Linked DNA regions of Homo sapiens: region 1 is linked to region 2. Evidence: read pairs that join two places in POLR2A ChIA-PET (ENCODE). Cell type or tissue: OCI-LY7. All regions are shown on one strand.

The links. Peaks named below come from ENCODE experiments on the same cell type or tissue, not always from the same donor. Only the 100,000 strongest peaks of a DNase experiment are listed, where the experiment ranks them.
Region 1: POLR2A ChIA-PET joins it to region 2 with 17 read pairs; 3 of 35 experiments call an interaction of 5 or more read pairs at or near these places.

The regions. Positions count from the first base shown.
Region 1 is chr1:183,216,710-183,221,709 of GRCh38, forward strand. LAMC2 (laminin subunit gamma 2) reads left to right here. Exons shown (of 23, transcript NM_005562.3): 4 at 1,681-1,779; 5 at 4,116-4,252. Among named protein-coding and RNA genes, the nearest start is that of LAMC2, 33 kb to the left of the region's middle. In OCI-LY7, no CTCF peak of the experiment used is centred here; a DNase peak (open chromatin) is centred at 2,492.
Region 2 is chr1:182,932,896-182,937,895 of GRCh38, forward strand. All of the region lies in intron 5 of SHCBP1L (SHC binding and spindle associated 1 like), which reads right to left. Among named protein-coding and RNA genes, the nearest start is that of SHCBP1L, 18 kb to the right of the region's middle. In OCI-LY7, no CTCF peak of the experiment used is centred here; no DNase peak of the experiment used is centred here.

The sequences.
Region 1 (5,000 bases), 280 kb after region 2:
CACTCCATATCTTATTTTCTATTCATGTTTGTCCATTTCTCCCACTAAAATGTAAGCCCCCTGTGACTCTGTCTTGTTTGCTTCTGTGTCCCCATGCCTGGAGTGGGAAGAGGCACCTTGAGGATGTCCAGTGCATCTGCAGCTGGCCCTGTGCCTGCTGCCCTTGCGATCCACACACCTGACCTGGCATAGGACTCCTATGGAATGGGGACTGTTCCTATTTCTCTTAGCATCCCCGGTTCTGAGCACCCGGTAGATGCTGAATACGTGTTTGTCAGATGGTCCAGATAAGCAGTAGAGAGGGAGCTAAGAAGGAAGGAGGCCGTGAGAATTCAAAGATAAAGATTGGCAAAGAAATTCCAGCCATAAGCATTGCTAGACTTGGCATGTGACTGGATGAGGAATGTGAGGGAGAAGGAGGGGTCAAGGGTGCTCCAGGTTTGTGCAGGATTTGGGTGGGATCATAGGGCAGGCAGAGGAGGAACGGATCAGTAGAGAAGAGACAATAAACTTGGTTTTTGAGCAATGAGATAAAACACATGATTGCGTGCAAAGTGGGTGACAGAAGCAGGGATGGATGAGATAGGGAGATTGTGCCAGAATTCAGTGAAAGCTCTGATACCTTCATTGAGAAAATCTTGCCACAAACAAACAAACAAACAAACAAACAAACAAAAGTCTATTAAACCCAGCAATCCCAGCAATTCCACTCCTAGGTATACACCCAAGAGAAATGAGAAGGTAGATATCTGCACAAAAACTTGTACACACACATTCACAGCAACATTACTCATAATAGCTGAAAAGTGAAAACAGTAACCAAAAAGAATATATGTATTCTGTCACCAAAAAGAATTTATGTACTGACACATACTATGACATAGATGAACCTCAAAAGCATCATGCTAAGTGAAAGAAGCCAGTCACGAAAGACCACATATGGTATAATTCCATTGATAGGAAATGTCTAGAATAGGCAAGTCTGGAGAGACAGAAAGTAGACTGGTGGCTGCCGAGGGCTGGAGGTGGGACTGGAGGGAAGAGATGTGGCAGGGTGGGGGACACAACTGCTAAAGGGCACAGGATTTCTTTCCGGAATGATCAAAATGTTCTAAAATTAATATTGACGGTGATGGCTGTACAACTCTGAGAATCAGCTAAGAACCATTGGATTGTACATTTTAAATGGGTGAATTGCATGGCATATGAATTATATCTCAATTGAGGAATTACCAACAGAAAGAACTGAATGGAATAAAATAGCAGGTAGATGGAATTAATCATGATAAAAAGCAGACATCATTTAATTAAACAATAGGGAAACAAATGATAATTTTTTTAAAAAATGTAAACTGAGCCAAACAGTGAACCAAAGTAAACTAAACAGTTGAGTGATGAACTTGGTTTACATTCTGGCACAAACCCCTGCTCTCTTTAGGAGTGGCAGACAGTTCTCGGCCCAGCTGCTACCCACCAAGTACACTCTGAGCAGCACTGTGTAGGCAAGTGAGTCCTTAAGTGTGTGAGAGAGGTCCGCACGGGCGAGGATGGCTAGGAGAAGCCTCATCGAAGAAGGACTGCCCAGCTTCGTGATGTTTGCTCATGAGCAGTTGATTTTTATGTGCATAGTTGTGAAGCATTTGGAAGCATGTCCCTAATTTTCTTTTTCTTCTTCCCCAGAGACTCCAAGTGTGACTGTGACCCAGCTGGCATCGCAGGGCCCTGTGACGCGGGCCGCTGTGTCTGCAAGCCAGCTGTCACTGGAGAACGCTGTGATAGGTCTGTGTGAACCGTGGCCCTACAAACAGCAGAGAGAGTCCCTTGCCAACTAGCATGAGAATTAATCCTCCGAGTGTAATTATGGAAAAGGGATACTTGACAAACGTTGATGACCTTCTTCCTGCTCTCTGTCCTCAAAAACTAAGCTTTTACAACAACAACAGCAAAAACACACACACACACTGAGCACCCAAATCTCACTGGACTCCATACTCTGCTCTGGGCACCCTCTCTTTATTTTGACTTTGGGAGAGGCACAGGACCCCAGAGATTCCTCCCACCAGCTGGCTCCAAATCCCAGGTGCTCTGTATGAGGCAGTAATCAATAGTGAGATCCTGGGACACAGGCTGGTTGCAGGAAAGGCCTGGCCTAATTAAACATGCTGCGAAAATTCTTGTAAGAGGGCCTATCACAGCATATGGCCATATATAACCATCGTGTACAGAAGAGGCACTGCCCTGGGGATAGGATGGCAGTTACATGCACACACATGAATGGGCATGGGGCTGGGAGGAGGTAAGAGCCCTTTGGGCCAAGCCACACTGGAGGAGGTGGAGCAGTGAGGCACCATCCCCCCAAGCTGCCGGTGCAGGACGTGCCTTAAGTACAACTGTGCTCTGGCTTTAAACTCTTCCCTCCCAGAGGCTGTTGAGCAGAGGGCTGTGAGGCTGGCGTCAGAAGCAAAGGCTTCCTCCTCATTTCCTTAAAAGTAAGAAAGCAGTTCTTTGGCACCCTGCCAGTCACTTATACCTGCACAGAGGAAATGTCAAATACACTCCTAGCTTGTGTTTTCAGGGGTTTCTGGCTGCTGAGGTGAAGGCAGGGACATAAAGTTTAAGTGTTAAAAAGGAAGTCACTTGTTGAAAGCCTTTTTAATTTCAAAATAAAAGACAGAAATAGAATGCCACATAAAAGAAATGTTATCACCACCAATGGTAAGAAATAGACCTCTGCTAAAACTGCGTCCCAGTGACAATGCCCCCCTCCTCCCTAGAAGTGACCACTATTCTGACTTTTATGGTAATCGCTTTCTTTCTTTGCTTCATAATTTATGACCCCAGTGTGTTCCTAAACACAATCATTTAGTTTTGCCTAATTCCCTTCCTTTCCCTTCTTTTGTCTTCCCTCCCCACTCCTCCCCTCCCATCCTTCCTTGTTTTTTTAAGCTCTTTTAATCAGCAGGTTTCTTCTCCATAGAAACCATAATAATTCTTTTAACTCTTGCTCTTAGAGAAAAAACAAAGCTTGTTTAGTTACAACTGTTCTCTGAAGCACCTGCTCTTCACAGCTACCCTGCTTTTCTGTGATACTGTACTCAGAACATTCCCCCCAACATGTGGTGCAGTGGCTTAGACTACATGATTTGGAGACAGATGTACATGAATTTCAATCTTGCCTCAGCCATGTACCTGCTATATGTCAAGAGTTTCTTAACCTCTTGGCCTTAGTCTCCTCATCTAAGAAAATTGGAAATAGCAATTCCTCATAGGGTTGGAGGGAGGTTAAATGAGAGAACACACACAAGGTGCCTGGCACAACATAAGTGCTAAATAAATAATCATTGAAACTATCGTTATTTCACATTATTTCATGTGGAAGGATGTAGTTAACTTGAGCAGAGGACAAACAAGTCCTCCCCAGCTTCCCCTGCCTTCTTCTCTGTGACTCCAGCATCGAGGATGCCCCTGTTAGTCGTGGTTCTTATAGAAGCCACTGGAGGGATTGAGCTGGGAGCAGAGGTGGAATGCAAGCTTACACCTGGCTTTTGGAGAGTGTCTTAGCCATCCTTTTTCTTTGTCATATCCTCACCTGCCCTTTTCCCCAGTGAGCCAGAGCCCAGGTACAAGAGTCAGAGATGGGGATCAATACCTAAGTGGTCTTGGGGAGGGGGTCAATAGAGCTGAGTGGTGCTGAGGCAGGAGCCTCACCTTTCCTGGTCCCCACCTCCCAGTCTTTGTCACCATTAAACAGTAGCTCCAGGACAGGGCAGCATTGCATAGCCCTGCCCACACCCATTCTGCTCATCTGACCACCACTCAATTTCCTACCAAGGACTGGCCGACTACTCAGATGCCAGACCACCAAGACAAATGTGGCTCTGTTCTACAAAGGAACAGAAAGTGAATGTTTCTTATGCCGTCTAATTTAGGGGGGTCGTGATTGTCCATCTGGTGGTCTGGGGGTGGGGGTGATATGCAAAATCTGGTATTTCCCTCCTCTGAAAATTAATAGGGCCAAATGGAAGAGAAGGTAGAGAGGCTGACTCATTCATCATATTTTTTCTATAGAATAAAAAATAACCTATAATATCCTGATTTCTACAATGCCACTGCAGGTGTCGATCAGGTTACTATAATCTGGATGGGGGGAACCCTGAGGGCTGTACCCAGTGTTTCTGCTATGGGCATTCAGCCAGCTGCCGCAGCTCTGCAGAATACAGTGTCCATAAGATCACCTCTACCTTTCATCAAGGTAAAGCCTTCTATTTTCTAGGTTTTAGTTTTTTAATGTTGTACAGGGCTTTGTGTTTAGAGACAACCACCTCCGCATTCACAGGATGGATTCTCTTTAGAAATTCTCTTATAGTATTGAATGTACATTATTTTGTCAGGGCACTCAGGCATATCCTGATGTCTTGAAAAAGTCATAGGCTGAAAATAGTTCATTCATACTAGTGAATATAACTTAAAAGAATAACTAAAAAAGAGACTAGATTTTTATTTCCCTGAATTTTCCATCCCCATCTATTTCAAAACCACGAAGGAATCATTCATTTGGTTTGGAGAGTGTATGAGTCTTCCTGGAATTCACGTTCACTAATAATGCTGTTTTCACATATAATAAATGAGCTGATTTATGTGAAATTAGTTCCCAAGCTACAGAACACTATAAAAATATTGGAAACTGATATTATTTCAACATTAAGTCTGAGTTTCCCTTTGAAAAGACTGGACCCGGGCCAAGCGTGGTGGCTCACACCTGTAATCCCAGCACTTTGGGAGGCCGAGACAGGTGGATCACGAGGTCAGGAGATCGAGACCATCCTGGCTAACATGGTGAAACCCCGTCCCTACTAAAAATACAAAAAAATTAGCCGGGCGTAGTGGTGGGCACCTGTAGTCCCAGCTACTCGGGAGGCTGAGGCAGGAGAATGGCGTGAACCCGGGAGGCGGAGCTTGCAGTGAGCCGAGATCGCGCCACTGCACTCCAGCCTGGGTGA
Region 2 (5,000 bases):
TGTGTGTTAGCAATTTACTTTTTTTTTGGAAACAGAGTCTCACTCTGTCACCCAGGCTGGAGTGCAGTGGTGCGATCTCAGCTCACTGCAACCTCTGCCTCCCAGGTTCGAGCAATTCTCCTGCCTCAGCCTCCTGAGTAGTTGGGATTGCAGGCACACACCACCACACCTGGCTAATTTCTGTATTTTTAGTAGAGACGGGGTTTCACCATGTTGGTCAGGCTGGTCTCGAACTCCTGACCTTGTGATCTGCCTGCCTCAGCCTCCCAAAGTGCTGGGATTACAGGCATGAGCCACCTCACCTGGCCAGCAATTTACTTCTTTATATTGCTGAGCAGTATTTCATTATAGGATTTTCTATATACAAGACCATGTCATCTGTGAATAGAGATAACTTTACTTCTTCCTTTCCAATCTGTATGCTTTTTATTTCTTTTTCTTGCCTAATTGCTCTGGCTAGAACCTCCAGTACAATTTGAATAAAAGTGGCAAGAGTAAATATCCTTATCATGCTCCTGATTGTAGGGGGAAAAACATCTCTTCTTTCACCACAAAAAATGATGACTCTAGCTGTGAGTTTTTCATAGATAGCCTTAAACAGGTTGAGGAAAATGCCTTCTATTCCAAGTTTTTTTTAGAGTGTTTATCATGAAAGGGTGTTAATTTGTCATATGATTTTTCTGTGTCTATTGAGATGACTGTGTGTCTTGTTTTTTTATTCTATTAATATTATATATTATACTGATTGATTTTCGTATTTTAAAACAACATTGGATTCCTGGGATAAATCTCACCTTAGTCATAGTGACTGATCTTTTTATATGTTGCTGGACTCCATTTGTTAGTATTTTGTTGAGGATTTTGTATCTATATTCATTAGTGATATTCGTGTAGGTTTTCTTTTCTTGTGATGTCTTTGCTTTTGGATTCAGAGTAGTATATTGGTCTCACAGAATGAGTTGGGAAATTGTTACCTTTTATTTTCTGGAAGAGTTTTTGAAGAATTAGTGTTGATTCTTCTTTAAATGTGTGTCACAATTCACCAGTGAAGACATCTAGTCCTTGACTTTCCTTTGTGAGTAGTTTTTCATTTGCTAATTCAATCTACTTAACTTGTTATAGAGCCAGTCAGAATTTATGTTTCTGCTTGAATCATTTTTGGTAGATTGTGTCTTACTAGGCATCTGTTCATTTATTCTTGGTTATCTAATTTGTTGGCTTATTTATACTATTCCTTTGTAATCCTTTTTATTTCAGTGTAGGTTTTTATGTGGACCTAAGTTTTCAAATTAATTGGGTAAATACCAAGTAGGATTGCAACTGCTGAGTCCTATGGTTAAACTATGTTTCACTTTGTAAGAAACTGCCGAACAGTGCTCTAAAGAGGCAGTACCATTTTGCATTCTAACCAACAAAGAATGAGAGTTCCTTTGCTCAACATTCTCAGTAGCAATTAATATTATCAGCTTTTTGGATTTTAGCCATTTCTAATAGGTATGTAATGGCATCTCACTGCTGTTTTAATTTGCAACTTACTAATGACAAATGAGGTTGAGCATCTCTTTATATGCTTTTTTCTGTCTGTGTGTCTTCTTCGGTAAGGTGTCTATTCAGATCTTTGCCCATTTTTAATTGGGTTGTTTGTTATGTTTGAGTTTTATGAGCTCTTTGTATATTTTAGATACAAGTCTATCAGATATGCATTATGCAAATATTTTCTCCTAATCTGTGGCTAGTTTCTTCATTCTCTTAATAGTGTATTTTTCAGAGCAGTTTTCAATTTTAACAAAGTCCAACTTATGACTTTTTTCTCTCACATAACATACAGTATTGTTGTGGTACCTAAAAACCCACTGCCAAACACAAGATTATCTATAATTTCCTATGAGTCTTATAGTTTTGAGTTTTATGTTTAGGTTTATGGACCACTTTGAGTTAATTTTTGTGAAAGGTCTGTATCTAGGTTCACGTTTTTGGATATAGATATTCAATTATTCCAGCACCATTTGTTGAAGAGAATATCCTTTTTCTATTACATTTCTTTTGCCCTTTGTCAAGTCAGTCTACTCTATGTGTGGATCTTATGGACTCTCTAATCTGGACTATATAAGGACTCTATTTATGGACTCTATTTCCTTTCACTGTTCTATCTGTCTCTTCCATTAATCTATTCTTTGACTTATACCATACTGTCTTGATTACTACAGCTTCATAGTAAGTCTTAAAATCGAGTAGTATGAGTCCTTCTACTTTTTGGCTATTCTAGGTTTCCTGCCTTTCCACATGAGTTTTAGAAACAGTTTGCCAATATCTACAAAATATTTTGCTATGAATTTCACTGGGATTGCACTGGATCTACAGATCAAGTTGGGAAGAACTGACATTTTTAAAATATTGGGTCTTCCAATCCAAGAACATAAGATATCTCTCCATTTATTGTCATCAGTGTATTGTAGCTTTCTGCATTATAGGTCCTATATTTTGTTAGGTATATACCTAAGTATTTCACATTTTTGGTTCTATTGTCAATAATTTTTAAAATTTAAAATAAATTGCTCACTGCTGGTATATAAAAAAGCAGTTGATTTTTGAATATTAACCTTGCTTCCTGTAAACTTGCTATACTCATTTATCGGTTTCAGGAGTTTTGTTCCTTTTTGATTCTTTGGGATTTTCTACATAGACAATTATGTCATCTGCAAATAAAGATAGATTTATTTCTTCTTTTCCAGTTTGTAGGCCTTTTGTTTCTTTTTCTTGTCTTATTGCATTATTTAGAACTTCTAGTATGAAGGTGAATAGGAATGGTAAGGAATTGTTACATCTTCCTGGAGAACCAAACCCTTTATCATCATGAAATGTCCCTTTTTGTCCTGATAATTGTCCTAGTTCTTAAAGGCTGCTTCATCTGAAATTAATATAGCCACACCAGATTTTTATTAATTAGCATGAGCATGAAATATCTTTCTCCATCCCTTTACTTTGAACATATCTGAACCTTTATAAAGTGGGTTTCTTACAGATCACATATAGTTGGATATTGTTTTCTTAAATCCATTTTCATAATCTCTGCTTTTTTATTTAGACCATTTACATTTACAGTTATTTTGACATAATTAACATTTACCATATTGTAGCTGGTTTCTATTAATACAGAGGTTGCACTTGTCCTTTGTTTCCTTTTTCCCTTTCTTTTCTGCCTCTTCTAGTGTTTTGGTTGCTTTTTTGTTTTTTGTTTTTTTTTTTTTTTTTTTTTTTGAGACAGAGTCTTATTCTGTCACCCAGGCTGGAGTGCAGTGGCATGATCTCAGCTTACTGCAACCTCCACCTCACAGGTTCAAGTGATTCTCGTGTCTCAGCCTCCTGAGTAGCTGGGATTACAGGCATGCACCGCCACAACTGGCTAATTTTTTTATTTTTAGTAGAGATGGGGTTTCACCATGTTGGCCAGGCTGGTCTGGACTCCTGACCTCAGGTGATCCACCCACCTTGGCCTCCCAAAATGCTGGGATTACAGGTATGAGCCACCACACCCAGACCTGCCTCTTCTAGTTTTAATTTAGCATTTTATTTTGTTCCATTGTATCTACTCTCTTAAATCAATTATACTTCTTTTTTTAAAAAATTAATATTTGCCCTAGAGATTGCAACATATATTTTTAACTAATTTAAGTCCACTTTCAAATAACACTATACTACTTCACATGTCATGCAGATACCATATAACAGAGTATTCCAATTCTATCCTCCCATCTTTTATGATATTGTTTCATTTATTTCAGTAATCCATGAGCTTTAATTACCTAATGAATCATTACCACTATTATGTTAAATAGCTATCTTTTAGATCAATCAACAATAAGAAAAATAGAGGCTGGACACAGTGGGTCACACCTGTAATCTCAGCACTTTGGAGGTCGAGGTGGGAGGATCACTTGAGCCCAGGAGTTTGAGATCAGCAAGGGCAATATAGTGAGACCCTGCCTCCACAAAAATAAAAATAAAAAAATTAGCCAGGCATGGTGGCACACACCTGTGGTCCCAGCTGCTCAGAAGACTGAAGTGAGAGGATCACTTGAGCCTGGGAAGTCGAGGCTGCAGTGAGCCATGATCACGTCACTGCACTCCAGCCTGGGTGACAGGGCAAGACCCTGTCTCAGAAAAATAAATAAATAAAATAATAATAATAATGATAATAAAATAATTTATTTTACCTTTATTCCTTCTCCCACATTGTTCCTTACTATATGTAGACATGAGTTTTTCTCATTTTTCTTTTCCCTGAAGAACTTCCTTTAACCTTTCTTGCAGAACAGGCCTACTAATGATAAACTCTCAGTTTTGTTTGTTTTGTTTTGTCTGAGCAAGTATTTCTTGCTCACATTTGAAGAATAATTTCACTAGATACAGAATTCTAGTTTGGTGGTTCTTTCAACATTTTGAATATTTCTCTCCACTCTCATCTTATTTTCATAGTTCCTTCTGAGAAATTCTTGTTCACTATAGTAGGTAATGTGGGTTTTTTCCTTTGGCTTCCTTCAGGATATTTTTTCTTTATTTGTCGTTTCATGCAGTTTAAATGTGATATGCCTAGGTGTTGATTCTTTGATATTTATCCTGTTTGGTGTTCTCTGAGCTTTATGGATCTGTGGTTTTGTGTCTGTATTTAATTTTGGAAAATTCTCATCATTATTAATTCAAGTATTTCTTCTGATCCATTTGCTCTTCCTTCTTCTTCTGGTATTACAATTACACATATGTTAACACCTTTTGAAACTGTCCCACAGTTCTTGAATGTTCTCTTCAGTTTCTTTCATTCCTTTTTCTTTGCATTTCTGTTTGGGAAGTTTCTATTGACAAATCTTTAAACTCATTATTAATTCTTTCTTCCCACAATAGATCATGTATCCCAGCTATTGATGAATTTTAAATTCTCTGACTGATGAATTCCAAAATCATACCTGAGTCTCTGTGATATTTGCTTTGTTTCTCTGAAGTGT